Regions from separate parts of the Homo sapiens genome. Here regions 1 and 3 are each linked to region 2. Evidence: chromatin contacts called from ENCODE Hi-C or POLR2A ChIA-PET data. All regions are on one chromosome and are shown on one strand. The core of a region is the stretch at or near the end of the contact, and the rest is flanking DNA. Distances in the headings are between cores, read along the strand shown. Region 1 holds the start of ASXL2 (ASXL transcriptional regulator 2). Region 2 holds the start of CENPO (centromere protein O). Region 3 holds the start of SELENOI (selenoprotein I).

What was found. Hi-C counts contacts between places; a loop is a spot of excess contacts on that map. ChIA-PET counts read pairs that join two places held with the same protein, here RNA polymerase II (POLR2A). Pooled maps may share reads with other maps.
Region 1: a map of CD8-positive, alpha-beta T cell shows a loop between it and region 2 (9-fold over the local background). The contact joins the promoter of ASXL2 here to the promoter of CENPO in region 2. A Hi-C loop is called at or near these places in 4 of 168 maps with a recorded cell type or tissue (CD4-positive, alpha-beta T cell, CD8-positive, alpha-beta T cell and naive thymus-derived CD4-positive, alpha-beta T cell), 2 of 37 single-sample maps with no recorded cell type and 12 of 50 pooled maps. POLR2A ChIA-PET finds 5 or more read pairs at or near these places in 1 of 52 experiments (MCF 10A).
Region 3: a map of CD8-positive, alpha-beta T cell shows a loop between it and region 2 (14-fold over the local background). The contact joins the promoter of SELENOI here to the promoter of CENPO in region 2. A Hi-C loop is called at or near these places in 2 of 168 maps with a recorded cell type or tissue (CD8-positive, alpha-beta T cell and naive thymus-derived CD4-positive, alpha-beta T cell) and 9 of 50 pooled maps.

What each region holds. Positions count from the first base shown.
Region 1 is chr2:25,876,641-25,880,087 of GRCh38, forward strand. ASXL2 (ASXL transcriptional regulator 2) reads right to left here and starts at 1,847. Exons shown (of 13, transcript NM_018263.6): 1 at 1,526-1,847. The coding sequence starts at 1,582. RefSeq lists an enhancer at 907-956 and a silencer at 1,867-2,026.
Region 2 is chr2:24,791,118-24,794,703 of GRCh38, forward strand. CENPO (centromere protein O) reads left to right here and starts at 2,308. Exons shown (of 8, transcript NM_001322101.2): 1 at 2,308-2,384; 2 at 2,735-2,848. The coding sequence starts at 2,803. PTRHD1 (peptidyl-tRNA hydrolase domain containing 1) reads right to left here and starts at 2,274. Exons shown (of 2, transcript NM_001013663.2): 1 at 2,009-2,274. The coding sequence starts at 2,260. LOC105369164 (a long non-coding RNA gene) reads right to left here and starts at 1,958. Exons shown (of 3, transcript XR_939843.4): 1 at 1,650-1,958; 2 at 1,267-1,467; 3 at 1-662. RefSeq lists a silencer at 94-173 and an enhancer at 1,935-2,364.
Region 3 is chr2:26,344,409-26,347,731 of GRCh38, forward strand. SELENOI (selenoprotein I) reads left to right here and starts at 1,735. Exons shown (of 10, transcript NM_033505.4): 1 at 1,735-1,881. The coding sequence starts at 1,825. It overlaps ADGRF3 (adhesion G protein-coupled receptor F3), which reads right to left and starts at 2,381. Exons shown (of 14, transcript NM_001321971.2): 1 at 1,713-2,381. The coding sequence starts at 1,826. RefSeq lists enhancers at 1,200-1,339, 1,660-2,427, 2,540-2,639 and silencers at 1,550-1,779, 1,830-1,889, 1,950-1,999.

The DNA of each region.
Region 1 (3,447 bases), core at 597-3,096, 1.1 Mb after region 2:
GAGGTATACTGAGAGTAAAACAGCCCTCTGTGGGGATGCAACCTCTACACCTTCAAAAAAAAGTATAGGAGTCTTATCTTTTAGAGGGAAACTACTAGCACAGGAAGATATACAAAGACATATTGTAAGTGAAAACACCCAGTAAGTAAAATGTGCTATTATTTCTTAACTTTTTTACATTTCCAACTAAGAGAGATACAAATTGAAAACTCATCAACCTCCTAATGCATAAAGTTTACAAAACAAATGCACAAAGTTTAGAAACAAATGCACAAGACTGAATAAACAGTATGACCTAGATTTGGGGAAATAAAGAGACTAGACGGTAATATACCAAATGTTAGCAGATACAGCCGAGCGGTGAAATAAATGTGATTTTTTTTAAATGTTCTTCTTTATACTTTTTTATAATTTTCCAAATTTCCCCACAGTGAACATTACTTTTATATTTAAAAAACTCATTAAAAAATAAACCATATGGCATCTAATAAGGGTTCACTAAGAAGGGCTACGTTGTCGAAGTATTACCGGCATTAATCACCATTAAAGGGGTGAACACCTCTCACTTTCCACTATTAAAATGCTGCCGTTTAATGCCCTATTACTTTTCTGCTGCACCCTCAACGATGTATGAACTTCACTATCTCCTGCCATTTCATTTCTGCATACAACATGCTTTTAATTTTTTCTTCTTAAAATATGGTAAAAGTTCTCACTAATCCTCAATATTCCACTTTTTAAAATCTACCTCTAAATTTCGTCATAACACAATTAGGGGGAAAATTGTTTTGCCCACTAATTACAACTTCATTAGGGCACCATCCCTTTGGCTAGGGTAACGTGAAGGCCGGGTAAACTACACGTCCCACCATGCATTGCTGCCTTGTTCAGAGTAGGTCTCTACGGAAACAGGAAAAAAAAAAATTCTACAAGTCCCACCTGTTACTTCGTTTCTAAACACCTCCTGCACTTTCGGCTCCAACACCAAACAAAAACAAAAGCCTCGTGATCTCTCGTCTGCTCCGGGAGCCAGACAAACAGGGGGCCCGGGGTCACAGGCACGTCCGCTGTAACGGGTAAATTCTATCCAGCTCCAGCGCTCCCCTCTCCTTTCCGGGGCTGGATGCACGCACAAGCCTTCTCCTATCTGCATCCAATGGGGGCTCTCCAGCCGCACAAGGGAGAAGAACCGGTTACCGTGCAAGCACCACAGACTTCCCCGTGCCGGGGCGAGGGCTACCACAGAGCGGAGGTGATATCGGCTCGACCCCAAAAGACAGCCTCAAAACACTGAGAGGACTCGCCGCAGACGCCGAGGGACGCCACGGCCCCGCGGCTATCACGTTCCGCCGGGCGCCTCCATTCCCACAGGGATCGCAACCCCGACACTAACCGCCGCCCTCTCCGCGCGGTTTTGTGCCCCTTCAGCCGGGTCCCTGGGCCAGTGACCTCCCTTTCCCTGCGACTGGCGGGCGACAAGGGAACAAAATCCTCCCGGCCTTCCCCTTCGCTCCCTCCCCCTTACCGTCTTGGCGGCCTCCGCCCAGGTCCTGCCCTTCTTCCTACGTCCCTTTTCCCTCATGTCGGGTCTTGAACTGACTGGGAGGCTCCCGTGTCCGGGCTCCGGCCGCCCTCCCTGCCTGCTCTGCCCTGCGCTGCTTTTCCCGCGGTGCCGGGAAAGGTGGGAGAAAAGGGAAGTCAGACCGGGGGGGCACCCAAGCAGAGGAAGCGGCGGGGGTGGTGCGCGGGGGGGTCTATGGGGCGGCCGGTCCTCTTGCTGCCGTTGCCACTGCTACCGCCGCTGCCATATTGGGTTCTTACTGTACAGGCTGCCGCTACGGTCATGTGACCGCTCCCGCGCGGCCGTCACTACTGTACGCAGCCGGCCGCGCGAACGAGCGCGGGCGCGCCCCCGCCTCCCAAGCCCGGCCGCTGAGCTATCGAGCCGGCGGTCTGCGGTACCTCGCCACGCCCCCGCCCTTCCGGTCTCCGCCTCTCCGCAGGAGCATGCGCGCCAAGGAGGCCCCGGCAGTAGCTGTAGTCTGACGCCTGGCGCTCACACCTACAGCGAATATCTGCCTGCGGAAGCGGAACCTGTGCCATCCGGGAAAGCTTACTGAGCGGATCCCGCCTCTTGCGAGGCGCTGCACAGGCTGTGTAGACCTGGGGAGCTGAACTCTTCCCTCAGTGGGTGGCTCTGCCAACTATCACTTTAGATCAGCCCTGCGTTTGTGTTTTCTCATTTATTTGCATTTTTACAGAGGTTATCTTTTTGAAGATAGGCAACAATTCTCGTCTGCCTATTAACCCCATTCGATAGGCGAAGCAACTGAGATTGAGTGACTTGCCAAGCTCATAAGTCTGGGATGTAGAGAAACCAAAAATCAAATTGCCAGCTCAGAGCCCTTTCCATCTCCCCAGAATGCCTCAAACTTAGGTGACTTTGTTTTTAAGGCCACCAGTAACTGCATCCATGCTTTTACATGTGAAGCTACTCATCAATGACAGAAATGGTGTCTTCTTTATTTCGGTGAGCTCAGTCCCTAGCATAGTGCCTGTACATATCAGGCGCCCAGTAAATATTTGCTGAATGATTCACCTATTTCTGTGGTCAGAGACCATTATTTGTAGTATCCGTAACAGCTTTCTGAAAGATCCAGAATGTGGCATCTTCTCTTACATCATCTACACCTTGATACCTTGCAAAGTAAGAAGAATGTAGTAACAACTGCTGATCTCCCAAATCCACCTGCTTCCAGAAGCTGCTTCCAAACAATCCAGTAAACTTACTATAGTGTGAAATAGGACTGAGGATTGGATTGCCTCTTGGGAGGAAAGACAGGTGAGAGCAATACTTAAAGTTTATGGATGCGTTTCAGAAATTCATGGACTCCCTAAAATTATGAACTATATTTTGTGTGTTATATGTGAATTTTTTAAGAGGATTCATAACTTTTCCTCCATTTTTCAAAAAGGATCTGTTGTGCAAAAAAAAAAGAGAAAAAGATATTAAAGGGAGTTTGAGAGGCCATCTAGAAGTATCTAGATACTTCCTTATATTTCCGTTCAGTCATGGATCAAACAGCCTATTTCAGCAATTGATATGGATATATTTTCCCAAATGTCTTTGGTAATTCATAGCCTTATGCATTACACAGGTAGTATGTACCACCTCCCTCCAAAGCTTATGTCTGTAGTCTAAGAAGGCCTTCTCGCCAGGTGCGGTGGCTCACGCCTGTAATCCCAGCATTTTGGGAGGCTGAGGTGGTCAGATCACTTGAGGCCAAGAGTTCAAGACAAGCCTGGCCAACATGGAGAAACCCCATCTCTACTAAAAATACAAAAATTAGCTGGGCCTGGTGGCATGCGCCTGTAATCCCAGCTACTTGGGAGGCTGAGGCAGGAGAATCGCTTGAACCTGGGAGGCAGAGGTTGCAGTGAGCCCAG
Region 2 (3,586 bases), core at 1,058-3,557:
TTTCACCATGTTGCCCAGGCTGGTCTGGAGCTCCTGACCTCAAGCAATCCACCCACCTAAGCCTCCCAAAGTGCTAGGATTACAGGAGTGAGCCACCATGCCCGGCCCCTAGTGGAAGGATTTCTAAAAGCACATCCACTTCCACTTTCCTCCACCCCTCCCACTCTACCTCACTGAAACCTAGAGGGGTTTTCCTTCTGCTGGGATGGCTCCCACTTGTTTATTAAAGGGAGAGTACAATATTCTCTAACATCCTTCTGAAATTGTTTCTGGGTCATCCTTACTGCCAATTCACCCATGCTGAATCCCATTCCAGGAAGTATTAAAACGATCACTCAGAAAATTATTATTTTTGTGTTATTTTGCATAAAGTTTATCTCTTACCTATGAAGGCAGAAGCCACTAAGCTACTCAGAGGCTTGTTTTAATAAATTAGAGAATGCCAGTATTGCGACTCTTAACCTGCTGAGTCCTTCTGGCAGAGCTCTGCTGGAGGACTCATCAGCTTCTTCAGCCTCGGGCAGCAGCAGAGCATAGTGAGATACAGTGAGGCTCTGGAATCAGACTACTGGACTCCAAACTCTTGCTGACTGTGTGATCGTGGATAAGTTAGGTGACTTCGCTGGCCTCTTCGTCCCTTTATAAAACAGGAATAATGCTTCCTAATGGGGATCAATGAAATCAGGCTTGGACCTGTGCCTGGCACACACTAAGCACTCAATAAATGTAGTTAATCCTGGTATTTTCTTATATTTTATTGGCCCTTCTGACTACAGCGGCACCTCAATGTAATCAGTAGCGACTCCTAAGTCCCTTTCTTGAGTCATGACTAACAACTAAGAATCATGAGACCCTCTTTTAAACTCAGGGGAGTCACTTAATCCCTGTAGGCTTCAGAGAGTTTCACCTGCGACAAGAGGAGTCTAACCTGATTTCTTGAGACCTCTTACTAGGAAGAAAATCTAAGTGAAAAGCCAGCAGCTTCTGTTCTGCCTACACAGATTCTCAAGGCATTTTTCCTACAGGTTACCGCTTGATGTTTCACTATCCAGCAGCAATTTTTCTCTTGAAAGATAATCTATCTTTGTCAGTTACCCATGAAGGGATTACTCCACCCCTCCACCTGAGTTCTGGCTTAAAGCCGTTTTTCCTTATTATAAAAAGCCGTTTATTATTAAAGCCGTTTTTCCTTATTATAAAATATGTGCTTAAGGTAGAAAATTTTAAAAATACAGATTAAGCATTAGGAAATAACCAAAATCTCACCATGCACTACTTAATATGTAGATGTATTTCTTTAGTTTTTCCTTTCAAAGTCTGGATCATTCTGTATATATAGTTCAGTTAGCTTCGCATCATGAGCACTCTTCCCGACCACTAAATATGCTTCAAAACCATAAGGGCTCCCATGAATATCCTTGTGCAAAGCTCTTTGGGTGCATCTGATTATTTTCTTAGGCTACATCTCTAGCAGCAGGATAGAGAGTCAAAGGGTAAGGGTGAGATTTGTTTGGTCATCTGCAAACAGAACCTGACTGCTATTTTAAAAGGTGTACCGATTTACACACCTGGTGCCTGGTCTAGCTGAAGCTAGGTTCAATTTATACTAACGTTTTTAGTATTTATTTTCAAATAATTTGGCGTCCTACCCAGGTAAATACTCAGTTTGACTTCACTTTGCACTGTCCCTTCGGGCTCGGTTTTGCAGGAGGACAGCACTTTGGGGCATGGCTTTAAAAAGTCGGCCAGTGCACAGGCGGAACAGCGGGGACACAGGAGCCACCACTTTACCGCGAGCCCAGCAGGGGGCGGAGGACTGCTGTCCACTCTTCACACAGTCAGGCCCTTCCCAAGGGCGCACCTCCAGGGAAACAGCTCCAGTCTAAATGTTAACGATCACCCCAACTCCCGCCGCACCCACTCCCCGCAGCCAGGCCTTCGGACCGAAGACCACACCCACTTCCGCCCTCGATGTCTCAGCACCTCCCCCTCCGCCCGAGTGCCTCACCTCGAGGACCACTTTGCGCATGCGCCCCAGCTCTTGGAGGTAAGCGGCTGTGTGCGGGTGGTCGCGGTGAGTGTGCAAGGCCGCGGTGGCCGCGTGACAAGCCTGCGCTACCAGTGCGCCCGCCGGCCAGGAGAACGGAGCTTGTGATAGATCCTTTCGTAACACCAAGTATTGTACCAGGACCTGCGGCTCCGCCCCAGAGGCCGCCATCTTCCTGACCACCCGAAAGGCCGGACCTACTCCCCGGTGCATCTTGGGATCAGGGCGGGGCCCTGAGCGCCGCCATGCTTTTGTACGGCAGGATCGCAAAGCACGCCGGGACCGGTTGGTTTGGTTTTGAAGACGTGGATGGCGGGAATTCTCGCTTCTGGCCTGGGTGAGCTAGAAGGGAGAAGGTAGGGGAAAGACCCATTGTCGGACCGGACCGTGGCCAGGGTGGCGGGCTGAACGGCCTTCTTAAAACTCCTTCCGTGGCCGGGAAGCCCGCTGGACCAGAGTAGCCGTGGCCTCGGGAGCGCGCCGGGGCCGCGGGATGGGCGCGGGGGTGGGCATGGACTCTGCTGGCTCGGACGATGGGAGAGGGCGGGCGGCTCAGGAAAGGGGATCCTAGCCGTGACATTTGTGTCATCCGCGGCCCAGGGGTTGTGCCTGAGTGGTGTGTGCCCTGCCGTCTGGGTTTGAATGGGACTAGATGTGATGTGACTGTTGCCATTTTTCTTTTATTAGCAAGGACATTGGAGTCCCTATCACCGGTTGCCTAGACAACTTCATGGGAAGGCCCTTGGGAATCTGAGATGGAGCAGGCGAACCCTTTACGTCCAGATGGCGAGTCCAAAGGAGGTATTCAGAGGGTCGCCGCCTCCTTCCTGCTGCTGCCCAAAGATGACCCGCAGGCTGAGAGAGCCCTTTCCTCCTGGAACTGACGTGGGACCTGGCCTGTTTGGGAGCAGAATAGTGAAAGGAACTAACATTGAAGACAAAGGGACAGGCAGCCAAGATTATTCGAGGAGGAAAAATGGCTTCGTTTCTAGGCTCCCACCCCTTTTGAAACGGATAAGTTGCATCCATCATATGCTCAGTGTTTATATTCTGAACTGCGGTTCTAGCCAGGGAGGTCCCTTTCCTCTCCCCGGATTTTTTGGGCCATGTATGCATTACTCTTGAGGGAGGGCCAGTGTAGGGCAGTGACTTTAGTGTTGGCTAGAACTGGTTTTGAGTGTTGGCTCTGCCATGATAAATATTGTGACCTTAGGCAAGTCACTTTATTCTCTGCCTCTGTTTCTTCATCTGGAAAATGGAGGTGAAAATAGCACTGTAGTTGTGGTTGTGGAAAAAGTATTTCTTTTGTGGTGGAAAAGTATTGAACTCAGACTTTTCAAGTGAAGCATTTAGCACATGTCTAATATATAGGAAATATTCAATGAAAGGCTTAATTCTTTACATACTTTGTGTCTTAAAATGTAGAAGGTGTTTAAAGAATGCTTGTTAGAGTTGCTTAGAATTACGAAACTATTACTTTTACTTAGTCCTTAGTCAATCCTTTGGAAACTGAGATTTGCGTTTGAATTTCTGTCCAGG
Region 3 (3,323 bases), core at 485-2,984, 1.6 Mb after region 2:
GTAGGGATTACAAGCGTGAGCCACCGCGCCTGGCCGAGACTCTCATTTCTAATGTTCTTCTCAAAACTGGTACTTCACAGCATATCAAAGAGATCTTTGCTCATTCATTCAATAAAATACGTTGATCATGTATTATTTGCAAGCCCCCTGGGTTATGGAACATGGGGAAAATTAAGATGTATAAGATGCAAATACTGCCCTCGAGGGCAAGTGTGATAAAGGACACTGAAGTTTATTGGTTGGCGGGCGCCCATTCTTCAAAAAATGCAAAAAATTTAGCCGGGTGTGGTGGTGTGCGCCTGTAGTTCTAGCTACTTGGGAGACGGAAGCAAGATCACCTGAGCCAGGGGAGGTCGAGGCTGCAGTGAGCCGTGATCACGTCACTGCATTCCAGCCTGGGTGAGTCAGTCCCTGTCTCAGGGGGCGGGGAGAAGCTTATTATCTACCATATACCAGGTATAAGATTATCTATTACTTTCTAAGAATCATGCTTTAGGAGGGGAGATTAGACATGTAGTAATAATACTGTGTTTGGCATATCTCGGGTCCCCAATAAATAGTTGTTAAACGAATGAACATAAAAGTATCTCAAAATAATCGCCCTTATTTCAGAGACCCAGAGAGACTGAAAGGCTCCCTGAAGTAGTGGTTTCCCATAACACAGAACTCATTTCATGTTGGGTCGATCATTTCCGAGCTTCGTAACTAAGTGACTCTGGGCAGGCTGCCTAATCTGAAAAAGGGGATAATGCCTTTCACTTCAGTGTTGTTATGGGGTTGATAATGTATGTGAAGTTCTCCCCACAGAAGGCGCTCAATAAAAAGCAGCAACTATTATAAAATTTTATTAGTAGATACTCACTAGCCATTGATCTAGTGTTTTTTGTTTGTTTGTTTGTTTTACAATTAACTGGGCTCCAGTTATGTAAAACACCTCTTGCAAACGCATTTAAGGACTCGTCGAGACTGAGAGATCACTGCTTTTATCTGGTCGGGAGACACCAGCAATCTTAATTTGGAACGGTTTGATAGAGCGGAGTGCGATGAGGCGGTCCAAGGTTCCTAAGCAACATAGACCTGAGGGGCTTGTCTCCAATGTCCTTTCACCTGTCTTTCAAGTCCCTCTGCTGACCGCACAAAGACTCCCGTGGCCCCGGCAGCAGCTCGGCCTTCTCTACATCTAACCACGTTTACTAAATTTCTACGGCACGCAGCGCACCGCACCAGGAGCTGGGAGCGGCTCGCGGTACAGACCTCCTTCCTCTTTTACTTCGCTGCAGCGGGAGAACTAAGTCCTCTTACCTGAGGCACTGCTGAACTGGTTCGCAAGCAGTCACTCTACCCCCAAGACTAAAACGGTATACCCCAGATCACCACGCAAGTGCGGATACCACAGAAATCCCACCTTCCCCCGGGACCGGGAGCAAAGCCCGCTGGGAAATTGACCTTTCACCCCCTCTCTTGCCTTACCTCAGCTCACCAATTTTGACGCTAGCAAATGAAGCGACGAAGAGAGCTGGAAGGCGGGACTTAGTGTTGCCTGATCCACGCCGATTGGACAACAGCAGTGTCGGGGGACGGGCCGCTCGAGCGGGCTAGCAACCCCCCCTCGATGGGCGGGGAGAAGCGTGGGCTGCGCTTGCGCACTGAGAGGCGGCCGAAGGGGCCGAGGCGGCTACGCGTGCGCGGTGGGCGGAGCGCGGCTCTCCTACCTTCTCGGGCAGCCCAGTCTTTGCCATCCTTGCCCAGCCGGTGTGGTGCTTGTGTGTCACAGCCTTGTAGCCGGGAGTCGCTGCCGAGTGGGCGCTCAGTTTTCGGGTCGTCATGGCTGGCTACGAATACGTGAGCCCGGAGCAGCTGGCTGGCTTTGATAAGTACAAGGTACCGCGGGCCGGCGGATGCCCCTCTCCCTGCTCCCGGCCTCGCCCAGGCGGCTGAGGGGCCCGCGCGGCGCGGTCCGTGTCACCTTGTGCCGCGTGGCTCCGGGCGGGCTGGCGGGCGTTCCTCCGGAGGTCCTGCGGGTCCTGGGGATTGGGGGTCGGGGAGCGTGGGAGCATCCTAAGCCCGCCGCCCGTAGTCGGCACCCCCCGGGAGATTTCCTTTTCCTTAGGAGAGCGCTCAGTGATCATGGAGCGAGGGAATTCCCTTCCTATTTTTTTTAAACTTATTATTTTCGTAAGCCCCCGAAAGGATGGAGTTCCTTCTGTTGTGTCAATCGCCTTCATTTTAGTGAAGTTTCCACTCGCCTGTCATGCATACAACTTCGGAGGAGGAGATGATCGTTTGGCAGATGAGGCCCGGGAGGGGAGCGACTTGCCGATGCCATCCTGCTGATGTCTCCACTTCTGCTCCCGGCAGGGACTTCCTAAGCGGCAGCTTGTGGCGCTAGGGCCACCAGATGAAAGGGAGGTGCACAGGAAGGAGCTGTGGAGTGGAAAGAGCGCGGGCTTTCGAGCACATACAAACCTGATTACAAAAGTCAGATTTCTTTATTTCGTCTTGGGCACGTCATTTTAACCCCGCTCAGCCTCTCTTTTGTGTATGAAACTGAAAGTAATAGCTTCTGCTGTGCAAAATGATTAGAGGAATTTGTGAAGCGCTTGGCAACATACTAGGACCCCAGTAAATAAATGCGGGTGGTTAACTTTCCTCCAAATCTGGTTCCCATCCGCAGTTCCTTTACCAATGAATGACTCTAACCATCCAGTCGACCAAGCCTGAAATATGGGCTTTAACCCTTCATCCTTGTTGTTACCCGTTCATCTTCACATCTTAGCTTAAATATTGCTTCCTCAAAGAAGCCCTCCCTACGTGCCCCTTTCCCCCTTAAATGTGCGCTCTGTTCGTTTATGGAATTGCTGCTTTAGCGTGTCTCGCCATTAGAATATAATGCCCAACTCATTAGAGTTTTCTTGTGGACCATCATGGCTTAAGCACAGTGCTATGTGCATACTAGGCACCCAGTAAGCATTTGTGGAATGAATGAATAACTGAAAAAGTCATAATGGATTTTGTTTAACTCGAGTTAAAAAAAAAAAAAGCAAGGGTCCTTAGAAGGTCACATAGCATGTTTCTCTGCTTTCAAGCCGTATTGTGCCATACCATTCTGAACCGAGGTGATGACTTGTCTTAACATTTTAAGTGGAAAGAGGGTCCAGAGCCTTCTTGGTAACTCGGGCCAGTGCTTTTCAACTTTCATTTTAGAAGGCTGTTAACCCAGATACCTCCTGTTTTGCCTTAAGCTCTACTCCCCTTTTGTTGTCTGTTCTGCAGGGTAAATATTGACATATAAAACATTTTCTTCCTTACTAGGGTCTGACTTT